Linked DNA regions of Mus musculus: region 2 is linked to region 1. A link is a loop called in an ENCODE intact Hi-C map of the cell type or tissue named here. Cell type or tissue: heart. All regions are shown on one strand.

Region 1 (5,000 bases):
GTCCTCATTCTGAGTACTAACTCTGTAGAATGAGTCATGCCAGGTGCTACCACACAGGGAGGAGTAGCAGCGACATAGAGAGCTGCTCCCCAGTAGCACTGGTGGGGCAGAAAGACACGGCTCCAAGGTGATCAAAGGCCTCTAAAAAGAAACGGAGTTAACTTCTGATTTCCTGAACAGGTCTGAGTACCGAGTGAATCCAGCTAGCTGAGAATTAAAAACAGAAGTAACCATTTCCCAGAAAACACTTGTCCAAGCCTACTGGGTTTAGCCCGAGGAGCTGTGGAATGAACGAAGGAGCCAGCTAGCTAGGGTTGTTTCCGCTGCAATTTATTTTGGGGTGTGTATGTGGTGGGGTGAGGTTTGCTGACAAGAGCGTGGTCCTGGGTGCCAGCAGGATCAGTGGATTCTCAATTTTGAGTTGCAATGGGGGCAGCATTAAGTAAAAGTGGCTAAGACAGACTTCATCCAAATGAGATTGCACCTGGTTTATCTTAAAGCCAGTATCAAAGGGGACAGGCACGTTCCTGGGACGGAGAGTGCCAGCGTCACTGTCCCCTAAAACTCTGCCTATGCTGCCAATGGTTTTATTTGTGGCTTGTTGGGGGAACTGTGCATGGAAAACTGACTAGGGCATTTCCATCCCCCTCCACCCCCATGGCTGCAAGGCTGACATCCATAGTGACAGAAAAATGGGGTGCTTTGAAGTTAATCCAGCCACTGGAGCAGGGGGCCCTGTGAAGAAGCACAGTGAACCTGTGGGCAACCCAGGCAACCCGGGGTTGCAGGCTAGAGCCAGCAAAGGAGGCCAGGGATGGGGAGGAGAGGGAGAGAGTTTGTGTCTTGGGCCTTCTGTAAACAGGAGGACACATTCTGCCAGGACATCTTGGTGTCCCAGAGGACACCCTGCTGGTGTTGACCGTGACCCTAACACCTTGAATACTCAGAAATTCTTTTGCCTTGCCTTTGGGGGTTCTTCCTGCCTCCACTCCCTGGCTGTGAAGTTAGCAGCTTTGCCCACATCCTATCAGCACAGCCAGAGCCTCAGCACAGCCACCCACACCATGCGGCTCCAAGGGCTCTGTGGCTGCTTGTTATTCTATGTGGGAGATCCCTGTAGAAGAATAGAGGACCTGGCAAATAACGAGCTTTTAATAGGTAGTGCTTTTTCATCAATATCACATTTAAAAAAAAAAAAAAAAACATGTTCAGTCAGGATGTGATGGTGCATGCCTCTTTTTTTTTTTTTTTTTTTCCGAGACAGGGTTTCTCTGTATAGTCCTGGCTGTCTTGGAACTCACTTTGTAGACCAGGCTGGCCTCGAACTCAGAAATCTGCCTGCCTCTGCCTCCCGAGTGCTGGAATTAAAGGTGTGCACCACCATGCCCGGCGATGCATGCCTTTTTATCTAGCTCTTAGAAGTCTCAGGCAGGAAAACCATGACTTCAAGCCAACCTGTGTTACGTGGTGAGACTATGCTACCTTAAGAGGCAAGAGAAAGAAAACAAGGTTCCAAGCACATCTACGAGGAAGACAACTGTTATCTTAATTCCCCAGACCTTAGAACTCATCTTTGAACTCCTGGATCTCTCCCTGTGAGGCCCCTGCAGGCTCCACAGGGGAGGCGCTCACGATGCCCTATCAGCAAATGCAGACAGCTTCTCAGATGGTTGGGAGCTGCATAGGCAGTGTCCCCTACCTTGGCACCAAGAATGTGACACCTAACGAACACCACCCTTTCTGTAAGCCTGGACAGAAAATGTTATTCATGAGAAAAATAGAGATTGCTGAGACCAAATACCAGCACCAGTTTGCAAGGCCTGAGCAAACTTTTAAAGGGTCTATTTGTTCTTATTTTATAAACATTTGCTTGAATGTATGCTGAGTGTGCACCACATGCATGCCTTGTGGCCAAAGAGGTCAGAAGAGGGCCTCAGCTCCCTGGAGCTGGAGTTACAGGCAGTTGTAAGCTGCCACGTGATTGCTGGGAAGTGAGCCCAAGTCCGCTTCCAGAGCCACGGGTGCTCTTGACTGATAAACCACCTCTCTAGCCCCAGAAGTCACTCTTTGATTTGATTAAACAAGCAAACATGACCATTCGAACGCTTGTTGGCTCACGTAGTCTTTTTGCTTTGGGATTTATTTACGTTATTTGTGTTTTTCTTTTGCCCCACCTTTTAAAGAAAAAAAGTCTTTTTCTCTCTTGTAGGAGTGGTCTTGTCTCTGAATAGTTCTTTTTAGTTCACTTTCACCTTTCCAGCAGGGGTTTAACCTGTCCACTGTGGCCATCTTAGACCTGGTAACTTGTGAGTGTGGGGGACTGCTTGCATAACTTTGGGTTCTAAGCTTGGCCAGCTTTCTTTACTAGGTACCAGTGATAACCTAGCCAGCTGAGACAGTCAACTGTGTTTCCAGGTATTTCCTCACGTCCCCTGGGGGACAAAACCAACTCCCATGGAGAAACACTTCTCTGGTAATGAGAGTGCTCTAGAAATTTGAACATAGTCAACTCCTGTGTGTTTCAGAGAGGTCACGTGTAATTACTCTTTTCCTCCCAAGCAACAAGAAGGCAGAGATCCTTGGATTTAAAATTTTCCCCTTCTGAGGCTAATGAGGCCTTAACCCCAGACAAAGAGCTTCAGACAGCGAAGGGATGTTGACAGTGGGAGTCCTCCCCGGGAAAGTGCGCAGCAATTTGTTATCCAGGACCAAGGGGCCAGCCCCGAAAATGTACATACAAATGCAATCATATAGACTGAGCAGGTCACATTTAGGAATACACACACACACACACACACATGTATACACAGACACATATACATATACACATGTAACAACATTTTTAAAAAGGAGAGACCATGAACTTGAAGGAGTGCAAGATGAGGAATACAGGGAGGTCCAGAGAGATGAAAGGGAAGGGCAAAATGTTGTGATTATATTATATTCTCAAAAATGAAAGAAAAATGAAATGATATAATTAAGCAAAAAGTTCTTTTCTTTCATTTTAGTTACTTTAAATAACTACAGTTGTTCAAAGTTAAAAAAAAAAAAACCAAACTGTATTTTTTAGATGGGTGTCATGTAGCCCAGGCTGGCCTCAAGTCCACTATGTAGCTCAGGTTGACCTTAGCTCCTATCAGTTTTCCAACTGTCTCTTGGGTGGGGTAAAGTATGGTCCACCATGCCTGGATTTTATCTTTAGTTGCAAAGCTGTCTCTATTTGTTGTGTAAAACATAAACATTTAAAATGTGTATGCATTATGAGATGACTAACTTAATTAACATAGGTATTATTCTATAGATAAGATTTAATGTTGCTATAATGTAAAATTTGTTCTCTTAGTGGCTTGCAAACAGTTTCATATTCATATTCTTGATCATGGGAATCAAGAGGACCCTGCTCCAATGCTATACTATAGAGGGCTTGTTTGAACTGTTGCTGTTTGATATAATGAACCAATATTTGTTTTGATTGGCCAGTGTACTTCCCAGGCTTTTCCTGTATTCGAAAATAGCACCCCTTCCCTCTGAGGTCAGTTTCCTTCTTCCTAAAATAATGCCAAAGATCTTTAATAAAGGTCCTTTGAAATCAAAGCCTCTCGCTTTTGTTTGTCTGAGTCTTCATTGTATTTCTTTTCCTGGCATTTTTGCAGTAATTTTCCTGAAAAAAAAAAAAAACACGCAGTAGCGTAAACAAGGCCAGGTGGACTGGGTTTGAATGCATTCAGGAGGAATTCCACCCCTCCAGGCCTCTCTGTAAGGTTGTGTTTCCCTTCAAGAAAGTCTGCCATCTCTGTTCTCCATATCCAGCAGGTTCACTCTCACGTGATCTCTCCATTTTTGCATCTTGAACAGATTGGGGTTTGAGATTTCTAACTTGTATCTATTGGCCATTTAGACACTGGCACTTTGCCTTTGCTGGATAGTTTGTCTGCTCTTCTCCGACTCTGGCTAGCCTCATGACAGAGCTCCTCTCTCCTTCCTTGTCTCGCATTGCAACTGTCTTTCTGTTCTCCTCCCTGCTCTGGAAAATCATTAGTCTTAATAGCAAGATGCTCTGCATACAGACAACACACTTTTGCCTAGAATATCCTAAATATTCTACTCTAAAGCTATTTAGTTAGACAACATTCTTAAGATATGATTTTAGGATAACTGTATTTCTGCAAAGATACAGTTTATGAAATGCTAGTCTCTTATACTGTGAAATATTTTTTAGGTGAGCGTCACATCAGGAGAGATGGCGCAGAGCAGTAGTTTGCTCTCTGGAATGTGGTGGGCCTCCACTGATCCATTGGAGGTGGTATGAGAAGAAAACAACAGACAAACAAACACACAGACAAACAAACAAACTGAGGTCTTCCTACCCCAAACTGCCTTTGAACTTGAAAGGAGACAACATCTTCCCTGGGTTGACAGCCTGGTGCTCTGTAGTGAGAATTTTGGTTTCTTTAAAAACAAAGAAATGTGATGGAAATATGTTTTTGTCCCAGGTATGGGATGTGGGGTTGCTTCCGGATGTTCACAGCAGCAGACTATGATTTACCTCGTGCTCTGGCAGGGTCATTTTGCCAGTTGCAAATAGTTTTTTGCAAGTATATGACATTTGGAATTATGGGGACTATTGAGAGAGTATATAAATGCAAGGGTCCTGATCCTGAGAGGGGTGTGGGTGCTGCTGCTGCTCTTCCCGCTGCTGTCTGCTGGATTCTGTCTGCTGTGTCTGCTGTCTGCTTTCTGCTGTCTGCTGTCTGCTATCTGCTGTCTACCTGCTGGATTCTGTCTGTTCTCTGCTGTCTGCTATCTGCTGGATTCTGTCTGTTGTCTGCTGTCTGCTGTCTGCTGTCTGCTGTCTACCTGCTGGATTCTGTCTGTTCTCTGCTGTCTGCTATCTGCTGGATTCTGTCTGCTGTCTGCTGTCTGCTGTCTGCTGTCTGCTGTCTGCTGTCTGCTGTCTGCTGTCTGCTGTCTGCTGTCTGCTGTCTGCTGGATTCTGGTTG
Region 2 (5,000 bases), 82 kb after region 1:
TTAGTGTGAGTTTGTATGGTGTGTATAAGTGTATGTGTGTGAGTGAGTGTGTATGGTATGTGTATGTGTTTGTGTGAGTATGAGTGTGTGTGTGTATATGTGTTAATATGAGTGAGTGTGGATGGTATATGTATGTGTTTGTGTATGTGTGTGAGTATATGTGTTAGTATGTGTGAGTGAGTGTGTGTGGTGTGTGTATGTGAGTGTTTGTGTGTGTATGTGTGTGAGATATGGTGTGTGGTGGTAATTCCTATCCCCAATGCTGTAATAAGAAACAGCTTACTCCAAGGCTAGCGGAACATCAGCTCCAGGACCCTAGCTGCTGTTTTGTACCCTGTTGCAAAACTCTGTACCTAGTTTGGTTTATTTCTTAATGATTTATTTTACTTTTATTAATGTGTCTCTGTGTGTATGTGCACATATGTATAGGTACTCTCAGAGGCCAGAGCGTAGTGTTCGATTTCCTGGAACTATAGCTGAAGGTAGCTGTGAGCTGCCATGTGGGTGCTGGGAACTGAACCCGGGTCCCCTTAAGAGCAGCCAGTGCTCTGTGGAGCCATCTGTCTAGCCTCCTAATTATTATCATTACTATTATTATTTTTACTGTCGTGCCATTGTGTCCTTTTCCTTAGAGAAGGGATGCGGTGTTTGTGCTCCATCACTATGGTGAAATGCCAGTGACAAGCAGCCTATGAGGAGAACAGGTTTATTCAGGTTTAGGATTCTGGAGCCCTGTGGCTTTGGAGCACTGATGAGGGCAACCTGTCATGGCAAGAGGGAGAGGAGACTGGGATCCCACCATCGCCGTTGAGGGTCTCAGTGACCTAAGGGCTTGTCACAGGGTTTGTATCATCCTGAAGACCAAGCTAGGGTCCACCTTCTAATAAGCCACAGCAGTGGGTAGGTTTCATTCCACTTAGACTGTGGGCCCATGTTTGTCTGCTTTGTGCTTGCTTTCCTGCGGGTCATGCCAAACGTACAGAGACCTTAAGACCCTATGTTTTTATCACTTTCCACACACCAAGCAGACCAGCTTCCTAATGCAGATGCTCAAACTCCCCCAGGCTCCCAGAGCGTTCAGAATTGCTTCCCACTCAGACCCTCAGGGCTGCAGCTCTTGCACAAGCGCCTGCTTTGCATTCTGATTTACCCTCACTCCACAACACCTCTGCCTTTATTTAGTCTCTGCCCTGGGATATTTGCTCTGCACACAAATCCTGTGCTCCCCTACTCTTTCCTGGCTCCTCCTCTCCCTCCTGGAATCAGCTTCACTGTCCTCCAGCAGTCATTTCTCGTGCAGATGCAGGTCAGCCAACTTCAAGGACTGGCCCAGCCTCTGTGTGTGTGTGTGTGTGTGTGTGTGTGTGTGTGTGTGTGTGTGTGTGTGTGTGTGTATGACAACACTGGGAAGAGATTCTGTAAGGCTGCTTTTGAAGCCTGTTATAACACTAACTGTTTTGGCCTTAACACCTCCATTTGGTGTCTCAAGAACCGCTTGGCCTCTGCAGAGGGTTGCAGCCACCTGTTTCTGTCCGGCCTTCTGTAGCTTTAGGTAGGTCATCTCACAAGGTCTCATAAGGGGGGCTCAAAGCTCACTTCTTATCCCCCTGAGCACACGGGATGGAAGTCGGTATACTGGTAGGAAAAAGCCAGTACACCATTGAATCATTGCAAGGTGCAAAACCACGTAGGCGATATAATTCTAGAAAAATGTGTCTGGGTGATACCTTAGTGCTGGCTTGGCAGAGGTAACCCTGTCTCTGTGAGGGTGCCGACGAGCAGATCTCTTGGCCTTGTTACCCAACCAGGTGTTGCTAATTAGAGAACCCCAGGCCAGAGAGAGATTCTATCAACAAACCAGGAAGCCAACTGCCAAAAATCCCAGAAAGCCAACAAGGTTGACCTCTGGTTGCTACACATACCAGTACACACGCGCGCGCGCACGTGCGCGTGCGCACACACACACACACACACACACACACACACACACACACCCATACAAAAAGGAACCAGAATACAAAAATGCTTTGACACACAGATGTATTTTTGCTAAGTTCATTGTATATTGAAAATACAGGAAGCAGAAAGGAAGTGTGTTGGTTGTGGCTAACCTATTGGACACCCCAGCCTTGCTTGTAGTCAGCAGCTCCCGTCTTGACCACCGGGCTCACTGGGAGCTGTGGGCCAGTAGTGTGGAGAGAGACTTAGACTATACATTGATAGCCTAGGGAGAGTCTAAAACAAGATCCGCAGTACCGTCTCTCAGGTTTGGTTTCTTGCGATGTCAGACCATTGGGACTTAGGGCTGCCTGTCCTGTCCTGTCCATGTCTTTTAAAAGGTCAGTCACACTGAGAACAGAAGAGTTTCTTTCTACGTGTTGAGTTGTGCCCCGAACCCCGTTCATCTGCCGATGTTGCAATCTGCCACATTCTTAGAATATGACTTATTTGGATATATAATCTTGAAAGAAGTTAACTGAGGTTATTTGTTTGGGCTGTAATTAATCTGACTCTTAAATAAAATTGTTTATTTTGATGGTATGTGCACGTGTGTTTTGCCCGTATACGCGTACCATGACCATGCTTGGGCCCCACGGAGGCTGAAAGAGGGCGTTGGGTCCTCTAGAACCAGAGCTACGAATGTTTATCCCCTGTGTAGATGCTGGGAATTGAACCAAGACTTGTAACCACAGAGCGGTCACTCCGGGTCAGGACACAGAAGAAAAACCCTGTGAAGTTGCGGGAAGACTTGAGCCACTAGCCAATGAGAGGCCTTAGGTTAAGAAACCAGCCCTGTGCATTCATTAATTCTAGAGTTTCAGTCCCAGATTGTGAACAAGAGTATTTTTATTGTGCGAGCCATCCAGCCTGGGGATCTTTGTTAAGGCAGCCCTAGGAAAATCATTCTGTGGACGTCTTCGTAGCTCCTTTTCTATTAGGGAACAGTGCCCTCTGCTGGTTATTTATGGTACTGACTCAAAACGAATGAAATTCATGTGACAACTGTGGAGAATGGGGAGGGGGCTGCATTTAGATGTTCTCTACAGAACTCTCTCTCTCTCTCTCTCTCTCTCTCTCTCTCTCTCTCTCTCTCTCTCTCTCTCTCTCTCTCTCTCTCTCTCTCTCTCTCTCTCTCTCTCTCTCTCTCTCTCTCTCTCTCTCTCTCTCTCTCTCTCTCTCTCTCTCTCTCTCTCTCTCTCTCTCTCTCTCTCTCTCTCTCTCTCTCTCTCTCTCTCTCTCTCTCTCTCTCTCTCTCTCTCTCTCTCTCTCTCTCTCTCTCTCTCTCTCTCTCTCTCTCTCTCACCACTGGGCTCAACAACATATTCATCTTCAATCAGGTGTTAAAATATGATTTCTCCTCTTCCTCTGGGTTCTCAATTGATACAAATTTAACAAATCACAGACAGAAAATATTTGAAAAGAAATTATGTCTGGGCTGGGGAGATGGGCAGTGTGAAACACTCTCTGTAGGAGTGTGAGGACCAGAGTTCAAAGCCCCAGCGTCCCTGGGGAAGCTGTACACATGTGTGTCCCAGTGCAGGCATGCAGGGCAGGCAGATCCCTGGAGCTCACGGGCTGGGCAGTCTAACCAAATGCCTGAGTTCTAGATTCAGCACAAGACCCTGTCTCAGAGGCATGAAGAGGGGTTGAGGGAAGCCACCTGACGCTGACCTCTGACCTCCAAGCTCGTGTACCCACAGCCTCCCTCAAACAAACAAATAACCACTCTCCTAATACCTTCTTGTAAAACTACAGACTTTCACCTTGTCTGTTGCTCCAAGGGATAGTCTGTAAGCGCCGGGTTTTCCAAGCAGAAAATGCTGTCTGGCTGTGGCTTATCATCACCAACTCTCCCTGAGCCCCTGAAGGTCAGGGTCCATCATCAAGGTCAGAGACAAAACTGGGAGCCAAACTCTAGAGCATTTCACATAAAAGGCTAAGCTTTCCTCCGACCTCAGCTTCCTGCTGTTTGTGGGAGCAGCGGCAACCGAGCCGTTTATTTTCCAAAGCCTTATGGTGAAAACGGAAAACATGGCGAGTGCTCGGCTAACCTCTCACACCCTTCTGGCTTTCATTTTTTTATTTATCTTTTTTAAAAAAGTTAATAGTGATGGAAGGGAACCGCTCACAGCTGGATTTCAGATGTTCAAGTCATTCAGCTGTCCCAACAACCTCTACAGAGCCGCTTTCTGTCTTTCAGCCTGTGTCAGACATGGCACAAAGGGCAGAGAATGCCCTTTCCTGGATACACAAGAGAAATCTGACTCAAGCAATGAGGGGTTAGCTTATCCAGCCTTGGCCTCCAGAGCTGTCTGTCCAGGAGTAAGTCTGGCCAGCCTCAACCCCCACTGTCTGTCCAGTAGTTAGTCTGTCCAGCCTCAGCCTCCAGGACTCTGTCTGTCCTTGAGTTAGTCTGTCCAGCCACAGCCTCTAGGACTCTGTCTGTCCAGGCAGCACCTTGGCACGTCCCGGCTGCTGATCTGCAGCTCTCATTAACTCCACAGCTGTCACACTGAACATGAATTTGAGAAGGTCGTCATGCCACGTGAGGGATGTGACAGTGGGGCTAGAGCTCACAGACCTTTCTCAACTACACTTTTCCTTGCGCACCTACTATGTGCTACATCCAAACAGAGTGATGACTCTGACTATGCAAGGTCTTAATGGACTGAAAGGATGCTGGAGGTTTTCAATCCACGGACCACCCCAGTCGGGTACGGGGGGTCCCTGGAATGAGGGTCCTTGAAGCTAGGTGGGTAAGGATTTGGTGGTGACAAACAGAAACAAACACAGAGGCAGTTTGAATCTGTGTATTCTGCAGCTCTCAAGCAGGGGGTTTTATACATTAAAAAAACCAAACATTACATCTCTTAGAAACTATATCCAGTGAGACAATCACAGATACCAACAAAAATCATTTGGCACAGTAAAGCACAAAAATTATCCAAGCATTACAACTTTGAAACTATGTATTCAGTGAATCACAAACAGAACAGGTA

Evidence for each region. Hi-C counts contacts between places; a loop is a spot of excess contacts. Peaks named below come from ENCODE experiments on the same cell type or tissue, not always from the same donor. Only the 100,000 strongest peaks of a DNase experiment are listed, where the experiment ranks them.
Region 2: it touches region 1 in a loop (7-fold over the local background); 13 of 42 quality-filtered maps call a loop at or near these places.

Annotation. Positions count from the first base shown.
Region 1 is chr16:91,438,605-91,443,604 of GRCm38, reverse strand. No RefSeq gene overlaps it. Among named protein-coding and RNA genes, the nearest start is that of A930006K02Rik, 24 kb to the left of the region's middle. In heart, a CTCF peak has its summit at 1,926 (motif pointing right); a DNase peak (open chromatin) is centred at 1,974; H3K27ac peaks cover 2,891 bases.
Region 2 is chr16:91,356,582-91,361,581 of GRCm38, reverse strand. No RefSeq gene overlaps it. Among named protein-coding and RNA genes, the nearest start is that of Ifnar2, 14 kb to the left of the region's middle. In heart, a CTCF peak has its summit at 2,947 (motif pointing left); DNase peaks (open chromatin) are centred at 2,185 and 2,751.